3 separate regions of the Homo sapiens genome follow, and all the other regions are linked to region 2. The links are chromatin loops, found by intact Hi-C in ENCODE. Cell type or tissue: IMR-90. All regions are shown on one strand.

The links. Hi-C counts contacts between places; a loop is a spot of excess contacts. Peaks named below come from ENCODE experiments on the same cell type or tissue, not always from the same donor. Only the 100,000 strongest peaks of a DNase experiment are listed, where the experiment ranks them.
Region 1: a loop joins it to region 2, with 2.3 times the contacts of the local background. A loop is called at or near these places in 30 of 110 quality-filtered maps.
Region 3: it touches region 2 in a loop (12-fold over the local background); 54 of 110 quality-filtered maps call a loop at or near these places.

What each region holds. Positions count from the first base shown.
Region 1 is chr9:6,496,948-6,500,947 of GRCh38, forward strand. UHRF2 (ubiquitin like with PHD and ring finger domains 2) reads left to right here. Exons shown (of 16, transcript NM_152896.3): 11 at 251-413; 12 at 1,071-1,211; 13 at 2,888-2,984; 14 at 3,605-3,762. Among named protein-coding and RNA genes, the nearest start is that of UHRF2, 86 kb to the left of the region's middle. In IMR-90, no CTCF peak of the experiment used is centred here; a DNase peak (open chromatin) is centred at 2,224; H3K27ac peaks cover 337 bases.
Region 2 is chr9:6,352,443-6,356,442 of GRCh38, forward strand. No RefSeq gene overlaps it. Among named protein-coding and RNA genes, the nearest start is that of TPD52L3, 26 kb to the left of the region's middle. In IMR-90, a CTCF peak has its summit at 1,851 (motif pointing right); DNase peaks (open chromatin) are centred at 1,879 and 3,499; H3K27ac peaks cover 1,111 bases.
Region 3 is chr9:6,666,296-6,670,295 of GRCh38, forward strand. It overlaps the pseudogene RNF2P1. Among named protein-coding and RNA genes, the nearest start is that of GLDC, 23 kb to the left of the region's middle. In IMR-90, a CTCF peak has its summit at 1,565 (motif pointing left); no DNase peak of the experiment used is centred here; H3K27me3 peaks cover 240 bases.

The DNA.
Region 1 (4,000 bases), 140 kb after region 2:
TATTACTTTCAGAAGAACCCTACAGGCTATCTGAGAACCAATCCCCTGGCTTGGGGGTGACATCAGAAAACTGATTTGTCTTCTCTGCTGGTGGGGGAAAGCATAATCCTATTATCTGGAATAATATGGAAAGAATCATAGAATCTTAACCATCAGGTAAGGTATAATTCACCTTTTAATTGAGCTAATGACTCGATTGTGTACTTGAAGAAAAATTACATGGTATAAAGACTTCTTTGTTGTTTTTTAGGGCATTGGCCCTAAACTGTGATGCTCCATTGGATGATAAAATTGGAGCAGAGTCTCGGAATTGGAGAGCTGGTAAGCCAGTCAGAGTGATACGCAGTTTTAAAGGGAGGAAGATCAGCAAATATGCTCCTGAAGAAGGCAACAGATATGATGGCATTTATAAGGTGCTCTATCTGGCATGACATCTTGTTTGTCATTCTTCCTGGGCTTTCAAGGCAGGGTTGTTGCAAGGAACTACTGTGGGTGGGCTCGAGGAAACAGTAGCCATCTTATATTGCTACTTTTTCTGGAAATTGAACAGATGCATAAAGCAAACTCTTAACTTCAGCACTTTACTTTTAAGGCTTATTTCGAGTTCCTAGGGGCAGAGTTGGGTTAAGGTTTTTTTTTTTAAAATGTAAGTGTATGTTCTCTATAATAAAGCCATTTAAGTAACTGGCTGTTGTATAACTTGATTTTTATATATCTTTTTGAATGATTTTAGTTGTAATAGATTTTCAAAGCAGCACATCATAGTAATAGATTTTCATTCTTTGTTTAAAAAGAGGCATTTGCTGCCATCTTTACGATACAAAATTCTGTTAATTAGCATAATCTTGTTACTCTATTAAATTTATAGCAGTCTGTCCTCATGGGAAGTACTGTAATAGGAATTAAGGTCAAAACTGTTTTAGTGAATATTCTTGACTTACTGTCCTTACAGCAAAGCAGAATATTCAGAAGTTGCATTTAGTTCTGGCAAAGATTATTTTGATACCACTAATGTGATGAATAAGTCTAAATTTTAAATCTCAAACTGGCACTGAAATATTGTGATTTAGGTGGTGAAATACTGGCCAGAGATTTCATCAAGCCATGGATTCTTGGTTTGGCGCTATCTTTTAAGAAGAGATGATGTTGAACCTGCTCCTTGGACCTCTGAAGGAATAGAACGGTCAAGGAGATTATGTCTACGTTTACAGGTTAGATTACATTTGTCTAGGCTGCCTGTGTGTTCATAAAAATATACACCTCTTCTATCTACATGCCTTAACACTGGATATAACCCACAGCAATTGACTGGTGGACTATAAGGGGTGAGGAATAAGATCATGCAAATAGACAGAGGAAAAGAAGAGAAAAGGTAGTATCCTAGATGTCAGACTGCCCTGGGACCAAGGGTTGTGCTTGGGAAAAGTTGGACCTGTTAATTAAAAGTAAAATATTTCCAAATCAATTTGGAAATGACTTGAAGTGTGAGGGAAAGGGATTCATAAAATTTAGGTATAGGAGGCCCTGGAAAAGGACATTTATCCTAGAGGGCACAGGGGGTGTCTCTCTGGTAGGGGAAGGGTGGGGAGGTGGCTTTATAAGAGTGGTCTGCCTTCTCCCTTTCTCACTTTTCCTCACCCCTTTTCTCTCTTCCCCCGCAAAGCTGCTTCCCTGCCCTGCCACCACCTTTAGTGCTTTGTCTTTTTTCCCCTTTGCCCATGCTCAGCTGTTAACCCATAAAGACTTCGTTGATTTTGTGTGCATAGTGGATGGTATGGCTGCATTAATCCCTTCACTGCCTGTATACCCTAGAATTTGTCCCTGACACTGACTTCAGAGCATGGTTTGAGTTCATCTCCCATCATTCCCCATTGTTGTGCTTCCCGTAAAAACTGCCAGCTTTATCATTTCCCCTGGCTCTGCCCACACTGCATGTGTAGGGGCTGAACTATGGGCAAGTGTCTGACCACCCAGGCAGGTGAGTGTGTGTCTTCTAATGCAAGTCTGTTTCTGTTTTTGTTGTCTTTTTAAACTCATAGAATTGATTGTTGAAAATAAGGCCATCAACTGCTAAAACAACTACTAAAATAATTCTTTTTAATATAAAAATAACTTTGTCAAATTCACTTTCAGAAGATTTTTCAGATGTCCCTGTTGAGAGCATTGTTCTAGATAGGTTATATTTGAAACTGTGAGCAGAAGCATGTGAGCCCATCTGCTATGATGAGTAATAGTCATTGAGGCCTGAAACATACAGTGCTTTAAGCATGACTGTTATTACAAAGCATGCTTCTCCCACCCCACCCACCCCCTCAAAGAAGGTAGCCATTGAAACATAAGGATGATAGATAGAATGTATTACTTCAAATCTAACTCTTAGCTGGTGGAGGATTTAGTAATTTAGTTGCTTTAGGTCTTGTAAAAGCTCCTGCCGCTAACTTTAGGAGATGAGAAGTTTGACCCTTAATGTTCTTGATATTTTTTTAGATCAACTCCACAATTTACTGTGATCCAATCCATCTGCTTTCTATCTGTTGTGCTCTATGATTGGTTCTCATTTACCTTCATTTCTGTATTCTACTTTCCTTAAACTTTAAGGAAATCTAATCACAACTCCTGAAGACTTACCTTTCTTAGATCTGAAACTTAAGATCAGTGTATTATAAAATGGAATCTCTTAGCAGTCACAGCTACATAAATTGGGATTTTAATAGTTGTCTGTGCTTTGAATTCTTTTCCTTTAAATGTCTGTTTCTTTTATGTAAAGTTTTTCAGTTTGGGGAACGTGTAGTCTTCCCCTCCCTTTTAATTTCTCACCAGGATCTAAACCCCCCTTCTCTGTGAAGCTTAAATCTGCATTGTACTCTCCCTCCTCCCCCCCCATCAGTATCCAGCAGGTTACCCTTCAGATAAAGAAGGGAAGAAGCCTAAAGGACAGTCAAAGAAGCAGCCCAGTGGAACCACAAAAAGGCCAATTTCAGATGGTAGGTAATGATTGCAAAATATAAATAATAATAACATACTTTTGTTGTTGTTGTTGTTGAGACGGGGTCTCACTCTTGTCACCCAGGCTGGAGTGCAGTGGAAAGATCTTGGCTCACTGTAGCCTTGACCTCCTGGGCTCAAGCGATCCACCTACCTCAACCTCTGAAGTAGCCCACGGCTGTACACCACCACACCTGGCTAATTTTTGTATCTTTTGTAAAGATGGGGTTTCTCCATGTTGCCCAAGCTGGTCTTGAACTCCTGGGCTGAAGGGATCCTCCTGCCTCAGCCTCCTAAAGTGCTGGGATTACAGGCAGAAGCCACTGCATCCAGCCAACATACTTTTTAATAAAGAGAAATATTAAGAAAATAAATTGAGACTTAAATGAAAGCAAAGGATTTGGCTGGGGGGGCATGGTAGAAGATGGATCTTTTGTTTAATAGTGTCAGAGCCAAATAGCAGGAAATAACAGTATCCTAAATTTTAGGGGAAATTAGATGCTGTTTTATGTTGGTTATCTTTCTGCTAAACATTACTTGTGCCAGTTAACTCTTTTGTTTCATAGTTCTGCTTAGAACCACTTGTAAGTCTGCTGATACATTTTTAAAATAAATCTAGATGACTGTCCAAGTGCCTCCAAAGTGTACAAAGCATCAGATTCAGCAGAAGCAATTGAGGCTTTTCAACTAACTCCTCAACAGCAACATCTCATCAGAGAAGATTGTCAAAACCAGAAGCTGTGGGATGAAGTGCTTTCACATCTTGTGGAAGGACCAGTATGTGAAGATTTTTTTAAATAATAACATTCTGATATTAACAAATGATAAATAATTGTCTCATGAAGTCTGTTTTTCACACATCAGTCAAAACTTCATCCTTCTACCCGGTTTTCTAATCCAGTGCCACTACCTTTCAGAAATAATCTGAGGCAACACATATACATGCGCCTAAATTTACTTTAAACCTCTTAGATGCTGGATTTTGACTTCTCTATGCCCAAAGTTACTTTACTTT
Region 2 (4,000 bases):
TGCATGTTGTTACAGGGACCTTAGCCATGAACCTAAAATAGGTAGAAGGAAAGATATTTTTCCTTCCCTATGAGGTAAAGTAACTTTCCCAAAAACACACTGCTAATAAGTGGCAGAAATGGGGTTTGAACAAGGATTCTGAATATAGACCACCACCCTCCTTATCCATTATATGGCATATTTATAACACCTGACCCTCCAACCAACTAATCGACCTGGGCCTTGTCTGAAAGGCAATGGAGGTTCTAATTATTTTTGTATGTGATTAAAATAAATGTTCTTCCTTCGGATATCCATATAGCTAATTCCCTCACATCTGTATGGAATAAATTACGTCCCTCCCCAAATTTATATGTTGAATCCCTAATCCCCAGCATTCAGTGCAGTATCCGACACACAGCAAGTGATCAATAAATAAATGACAAGAAGAAAGAAAGCTCAGGAATTGACTGAGTCTTCCTCAGACCAAACTCCATGGGACAGGAAGGAGGCAGGGCTGAGCCAAGAAGAGGGACCTGGCTTATGCTTAGAAATGGGGTAAGCATGATGACAAATTACAGCTTCAACAAAAGATCAGGGTAGCTGGAGTCAGAAAGGCAAATTCATCCAAACCAAGAAGGCATCTTAAGACGCTAAAAACTGAAGAGCATGAAGGAAGCCAAAGACTAATTCTGCCATAGATCTGGTTGTTAAGCCTCGTGGCTCTTTTTTTTTTTCTTTCTTTTTTTGAGATGGAGTCTCGCTCTGTCACCCAGGCTGGAGTGCAGTGGCGGTCTCGGCTCACTGCAACCTCCACCTCCCGGGTTCACGCCATCTTACCTCAGCCTCCCGAGTAGCTAGGACTACAGGCGCCCGCCACCACGCCCGGCTAATTTTTTGTATTTTTAGTAGAGACGGGGTTTCACCTTGTTAGCCAGGATGGTCTCGATCTCCTGACCTCGTGATCCATCCACCTCGGCCTCCCAAAGTGCTGGGATTACAGGCGTGAGCCACCACGCCCGGCCAGCCTCCTGGCTCTTAATCCTCTGCTCACCTCACCTGCTCAGGTGTTGCCTCCAGAATGCTTTAAAGTATTCTGTTCTGACACTCTTTTGACCTTAGCCCAGGCAGGATTGATGGTGATCTAAGGAAAGATACGCAAGTCTACTCAGCTCCTTCAAAAGTTTCCTTCTGCCTGAGCATAGTGGCTCATGCCTATAATTCCAGTGCTTTGGGAAGCTGAGGCAGAACAACCGCTTAAGCCCAGGAGCTGAAAACCAGCCTGGGCAACATAGCAAGACCCTGTCTCTATAAAAAACAAAAATTAGCTGGGTATGGTGGCACATGCCTGTGGTCCCAGCTACCAGGGAGGCTGAGGTGGGAGGATTGCTTGAGCCTCAGTTCAAGTTCGAGGCTTCAGTGGGTTATGATTGCACCACTGCATTCCAGCCTGGGTGACAGAGTGACACCCCATCTCTAAAAGAAAAAAAAAAGTTTCCTTCCCTTCTAGAACTTCAGAGTTTTAGAAAAGAAAATCCTTAGCGTGCTCTTCCAGGTGACAGCTCAAGGAGTCTCTTCAGACTCCACTGGAAATCTCTTGCTTGGGCCAACCTTCCCCTACTGTCCATCCCTTTGCCACTTGAATTTCACCTCTCTCCATGGTCCCTTTTGATGGCATCTTAGTTGTGGTTTTTACTCCGAGGTACTGTCTCTTGAATTACTTTACTCAGCAGTCTCTGAGCAGCCCAACCCTGCATCCCGGGCTCCTGCCCCTGCAGGAAGGGATTTAGCGAAAAGGAATAAAAAGAATATCTGTAATACACCCCTTCTTCCAGCAACCTCCCACACTCACACCTCTTCTTCAACACAAGGGGGTGCTACTCACATGGTCATTTTACACTATTCTGCACTACACAAACTTCATTGTGATGTTCTTCACCCCCATACCTCCATCAGCCACAACTCTTGAAGAAATGTTTATGAAAGCCTAAATCTAGGATTCCCCCTGAAATGTGGATGAATTTTACACCAGTTCCTTAAGTTGAAAAATATTTGCCATTAATGAGGGCTTAAACCTTACCTGTAGAAATAATTTGCAATACAAGAAAAGGGTCAGGGAAATTTTTTAACTCCATAGAGTATGGGACTAAATCCATGTATTTACTTCCAAGCCAGGCAAGTAGAGGGGACTCTATTCTGATCTAAAATGAGAAGAGAAAAATGCTTCTCTCAAGGAAGAGGTTGTTTGTGGCAGTGAAGGGAGAAGCAAGAGGATCAATGTTGAGGGTCAGCAGATGAAAAGAAAGGAAGTAAGCCAGGAGCTGCCCAAGCTGATCAAGAAAGACTCACAGCTTCTCACGAGGTGGCATCCTCCAACTCCCAAACTCTGAAGGCCTCCAGCTCCACATCTCATTACCTTCCTCCCAATCATCTTCTAGGGAGAATTTTCTGCCCTAGGCTACAGAGGCTCAGAAATGAGGGAAGTTGGGGAAAGGAAGATTCCCCCATGCCTGGCATCCTTAGCTGGTCCCACACATCTTCCTATAAAAATACTCTTCATGGGCCAGGTGCAGTGGCTCAAGCCTGTAATCCCAGCAGTTTGGGAGGCCGAGGCGGGTGGATCACAAGGTCAGGAGTTCAAGACCAGCCTGGCCAACATGGTGAAACCCCGTCTCTTCTAAAAATACAAAAATTAGCTAGGCATGGTGGTACACACCTGTAATCTCAGCTACTGGGGAGGCTGAGGCAGAAGAATTGCTTGAACCCAGGAGATGGAGGTTGCAGTGAGCCGAGATCGTGCCACTGCACTCCAGCCTTGGTGACAGAGCAAGACTCCATCTCAAAAAAAAAAAAAAAAAAATGAGGTGGTCAAGTCCTGTAATTCTGGAACTCTACTTCAGAGGATTATGGATTAAACCTAGCTAACCACCAGGCAGACATAATGTGGTTACTATGGAGAACGCATCCTGAGTCCCACAGAACTTACTTCTGCAAACGAACCGCTGGAATTCTGCCATTCTGACATGGGGACTGCTTGTGTAACCCTCAAATGAGGGAGGAAGATGTATTGACATCTTTTGGACCTGTTAGATTCATAAGACAAGGAATAATTTTGTATCCTTTTTGCTTGAGAGCTTTTCATATTGCCTTTTGATCATTCTGGAGATCAAGAAATACGTTCCCTTCCTTCTGGTCAGGTTTTAAAGAATTCTGAGGCCTCTGGCTGGCACATTCACTGATTCCTATAGAATCAAAGCCATGATTTTGAGTCTCACTTGCTTAGAAATGTAAAGGAATGAGTAAAAGTCGGAAGGAAGTTTAATTTTAGCTTCTTTGGGCTTTTTGATCATGAAAACTAAAGCATATCTGATACAAATACACTTTACTGAAGTTCAGAGAGTTAAGTTTGTCTAAATTCAAATTATTAAACTGCATTTTAGCTGCTTTAGCATAACTGTGTGAAAGAGCACGTGAAACAGAGAGAAAATGACTCATGCAGTCTTCTCAGTGAAGCTGAAAGTCTAGTTAACCCTGAAAAGATGCCATTACTAAGTGAGCTCTAGCTCATTGTTTATATGCAAGCTAGGCCACCAAATCATATTTATCCTTTTTGGGAGGCCCTTAGCAAAACAATGGAATCAATTTCTAGTACATGAGAATATTTCCACACTGCAAGTTTTTCTGAAAAAAAGAAACTACATCATGATTTGAAAACAGGCTTTTTCATATGACACTTCAGTAACAAACATTTTCACATGTAAGAAATGTCCTGCACTTTTTTTTTTTTTTTAGAAATCAAGGTCTCACTGTGTTGCTCAGGCTGGACTTGAACTCCTGGGCTTAAGCTATCCTCCCACCTCAGCCTCTCAAGTAGCTCAGCTTACAGCCACTGCACCTATGTTCTGCAAATATTTAAAGATTATTAATCAGTGTGAGGACAGTGATAGAGTCCAGTAAATGTCCATATCATGCATTTGAGTACTTGCTATGTGCCAAGGACTTCACATATATTATCTTCTCT
Region 3 (4,000 bases), 310 kb after region 2:
GCCTGGGTGACAGAGCAAGGCTCTGTCTCAAAAAAAAGAAAAGCAGCAGCTCCCAAGAAGAGGAACAGACTCAGTCAGTTTCCAAAGGTCACTCTTTCATGCCGGGTGCAGTGGCTCACGCCTGTAATCCTAGCATTTTGGGAGGCTGACACAGGCAGATCACCTGAGGTCAGGAGTTCGATACCAGCCTGGCCAACATGGTGAAACCCTGTCTCTACTAAAAATACAAAAATCAGCTGGGCGTCGTGGCACGCACCTGTCGTCCCAGCTACTCGGGAGGCTGGGGCAGGAAAATCGCTTGAACCTGGGAGGCAGAGGTTGCAGTGAGCCTAGATCATGCCATTGCAGTCCAGCCTGGGCAACAAGAGCAAAACTCCATCTCAAAAAAAATAATAATATTTGTAAGCCAGGCCCAGTGGCTCAAGCCTGTAATCCCAACACTTTGGGGAGGCCATAGCAGGCAGATAGGTTGAGCCCAGGAGTTTAAGACCAGTCTGGGCAACATGGCAAAACCCTGTCTCTATTAAAAAAAGAAAGAAAGAAAGAAAAAAAAAGCAGTTGTGACTAGATAGCCTTTTCTCAAAGGTGGTTGCCCAGCCTCCTGAGTAGCTGGGACTATAGGTGCTTGGCACCATGATGGCTATTTTTATTTTATTTTATTTTTATTATTATTATTGAAATGGAGTCTTGCTCTGTCGCCCAGGCTGGAGTGCTGTGGCGCAGTCTCGGCTCACTGCAACCTCCACCTCCAGGGTTCAAGTGATTCTCCTGCCTCAGCCTCCGGAGTAGGTGGGATTACAGGCGCCTGCCACCGCACCCGGCTACTTTTTCTATTTTTAGTAGAGATGGGGTTTCACCATGTTGGCCTCGGCCTCCCAAAGTGCTGAGATTACAGGCATGAGCCACTGCGCCCAGCCTTATTATTATATTATAATTATATAAATATTATATTTTAATTATATTAATGTTATATTAATATTACATTGTATTTATATATAATATAAATATTATATTTAACAATATAAAATATACATTAGGTATTTTATTATTTTATTATAAAATAAAAAATAGCCGGCATGGTGGCAGGCACCTGTAGTCCCAGCTACTCAGGAGCCTGAGGCAAGAGGATTGCTTGAGCCCAAAAGTTGGAGGCTGCAATGAGCTACAAGCACATGTCACTGCACTGCAGCATGGGTGAGAGTGAGACCTGTCTGTAACAACAAAAAAAAGTTTTATAGCTCCCCTCTATATGAGACGGGGGTTTGTGGACTGGAGTTTTGTTAATTTATTTACCTACCCTTTATTTTAACATATATAAAAGTGCTTAGAACAGTGAATGCCTAGTGCATGTAAATACTATCAACTCTTATTATTATTCCCCTCTTCTACCTAGTAGAATTCTTTTAGTTTCGCCCTTGGCAATCGCGTTCCCAAACAGTATCCCTCAATTGCTGTTCCAACTGAGGCACTCAGAAGGATAGCTTGTTTTTGTGTTTTGGGTGGAAGTGGGGAGAGGGGAGAAGCCTTTGGTCTGATACAGGAAATCCCACCTGAATGCTGCCATCTAATGGTCACATTAAAAAATTAGATGCGCCCTAACAAACTAATCTAGTGTTTTCCCTCAGCAAAGAGCATTTTTTTTTAATACTTGAAGACTGTATTTTACTACCAATTTAATTTTTCTTTCTTCAGCAAAATCTGTTCATGAACCAAGTTCTCATGGAACTTAAGATTTTGTTTGATTCTTTCCAGGACCAGAAATTCCAAAATTATGCGGGAAAAATGGAAAAAAAAAATAACACTGCATGACAATGGACACTAAGTTCATAAAGAACTTCTTTTTAAAATGAGATATTATGAAAGAAATACCATGAAAAGAATAATCCTATGAGAACTGTTTTTAAGGACAGTAAATTTGAGCCTTGGGTCTTCATGATGGTACCACAGTTTATATAGAAAACTATGAATATACAAGACTCCAGGGGAAAAAAAGTCGGAATACATAATATTTAACATTGTGTATGACTAAAAATCTTTTGAGGGGAGCGGGAAAAGGACAGCCAACTGAATCTTTAAGAATACAGAAACTATGAAAAATTCCTGGGTCAAAGGGTGCTCCAAGTGGAACCACACTTTGTGGGGGGAAAAAACCCACAAGAAACTTCAGGTATTTTTTTTAAAGAAAAGAAAACAGTACTGAATAATTGCAGTCCCTTCCAAAAAGGAAATCTTAAGTTAAGGGGAAAAGATTTGAATAGCGTAAACGAGTCTGGCTCAGAAAGAAAACTGAACAACATATCCAAGATCTGTCCATAAAAGTAATGCCAGTCATCTTTATTTTTATTTATTTATTTATTTATTTATTTTGAGACGGAGTCTCGCTCTGTCACCCAGGCTGGAGTGCAGTAGCGCGATCTCAGCTCACTGCAAGCTCCGCCTCCCGTGTTCACGCCATTCTCCTGCCTCAGCCTCCCGAGTAGCTGGGACTACAGGTGCCTGCCAATGTGCCCGGCTAATTTTTTGTATTTTTAGTAGAGACGGGGTTTCACGGTGGTCTCGATCTCTTGACCTTGTGATCCGCCCGCCTCGGCCTCCCAAAGTGCTGGGATTACAGGCGTGAGCCACCGCGCCCGGCTGGTACATCTTTAATATTAAAGAAATGCACTATAAAAAAGTTCAGTCTCAGAATTGGTTTTTAAAAGCTCATTTGTGCTCCCTTGTATGTGCATAGTAAAGTTCCATGGGTTTGTTCACTTTCTAGTATTTCTCACTGACCAATTCCAAAGAAAAAGAGCAATTTAATACAGTGAACTGGCCACTGGCTGTTGCTATATAAGTGGTATACTGCTTCTCACTGGCTGTATCAAGGCTCATCTGGTTTGATTCACCTTTGCTTCGAAGTTCTTCTAAAGCTAACCTCACAGCCAGATACTTGGATAAGTAATCAACAGTGGTGTTACCAGAAGTCTTTATGTATCTTGTCTGTGCACTGTCATCTTTTTCCATAAGTGTGGGATGAGGCCTGAATATAATTCGATTTCACTAGCGCCATCCATTACTGGATCAATTTCCATTGCTGCATTGTTATTATCAAGCTCAAGCCCAGAATCATCAGTTGTTTTGGTTCATTTGTTACTAGGGCCTGCTTCATGATTGCTATGTGTGGAGGCATTACTACCGTGTGAACTGTCACCGTTATCTTCTGCTCCACTACCATTTTCAATCTATTGTTTCTTGCCTCGCTGCAGTTATCTTCAGTCCTTCTTCAATGCTGTGACTGAGTGCTTGCTGATTATTGTGCTTGCTGATCCTGACTAATACTCTCTCTTGATGAGCTTCATATTCATCACGACTTGGATAAATTTTGCTGATGAGTGCATCAAACTTTGGGTCTGGCCTTGGTGATCTTTTGGAAACTAGTTTTTTCCAACAGGTAAGACATTCTTTGTTGCCACTTCTAAGGGCTATGATGTTGCAGTCTGCACAGAAACGATGTAAAGACTCCTTTGTAGTCATGGTGTTCTTCAACATATCCAAACAAATTGGGCACATTAAATCACTGTGCAGACTTCGAGGTGAAACCACAATTTCTAAGCCATCTGTTATTGCCTTCTGTAAGAGAGTCACTGAGGTGTTCATTGTAACTCATATAAACTGAGTTCCCATGTTTTGCTTAATGGTTGAGTTCCTTTTGTCTGCACAGCCTGAGACATTGAGGCTCCCACCCCAGCCAGGGGCTCACTGGCCATGCAGGAGCGAGACTCGGGTAATCGGCTGCCGCGGCAGCTGGCACCGCCTTACAATATAGCGAGCCGCAAAGAGCATTTTAACACAAGCCTCCAGGGTTCCCGGACACCCCACTCTGTCCCCACGGATACCAAAATCTGCGCGTATCCGCGCATGTTCAAGTCCCTAATATATTCTGGTGCATATACTATGGTGTCAAATTTGTATGTAACCTATGTACATCCTTCCAAATATTCTAAATCTCTAGGTTATT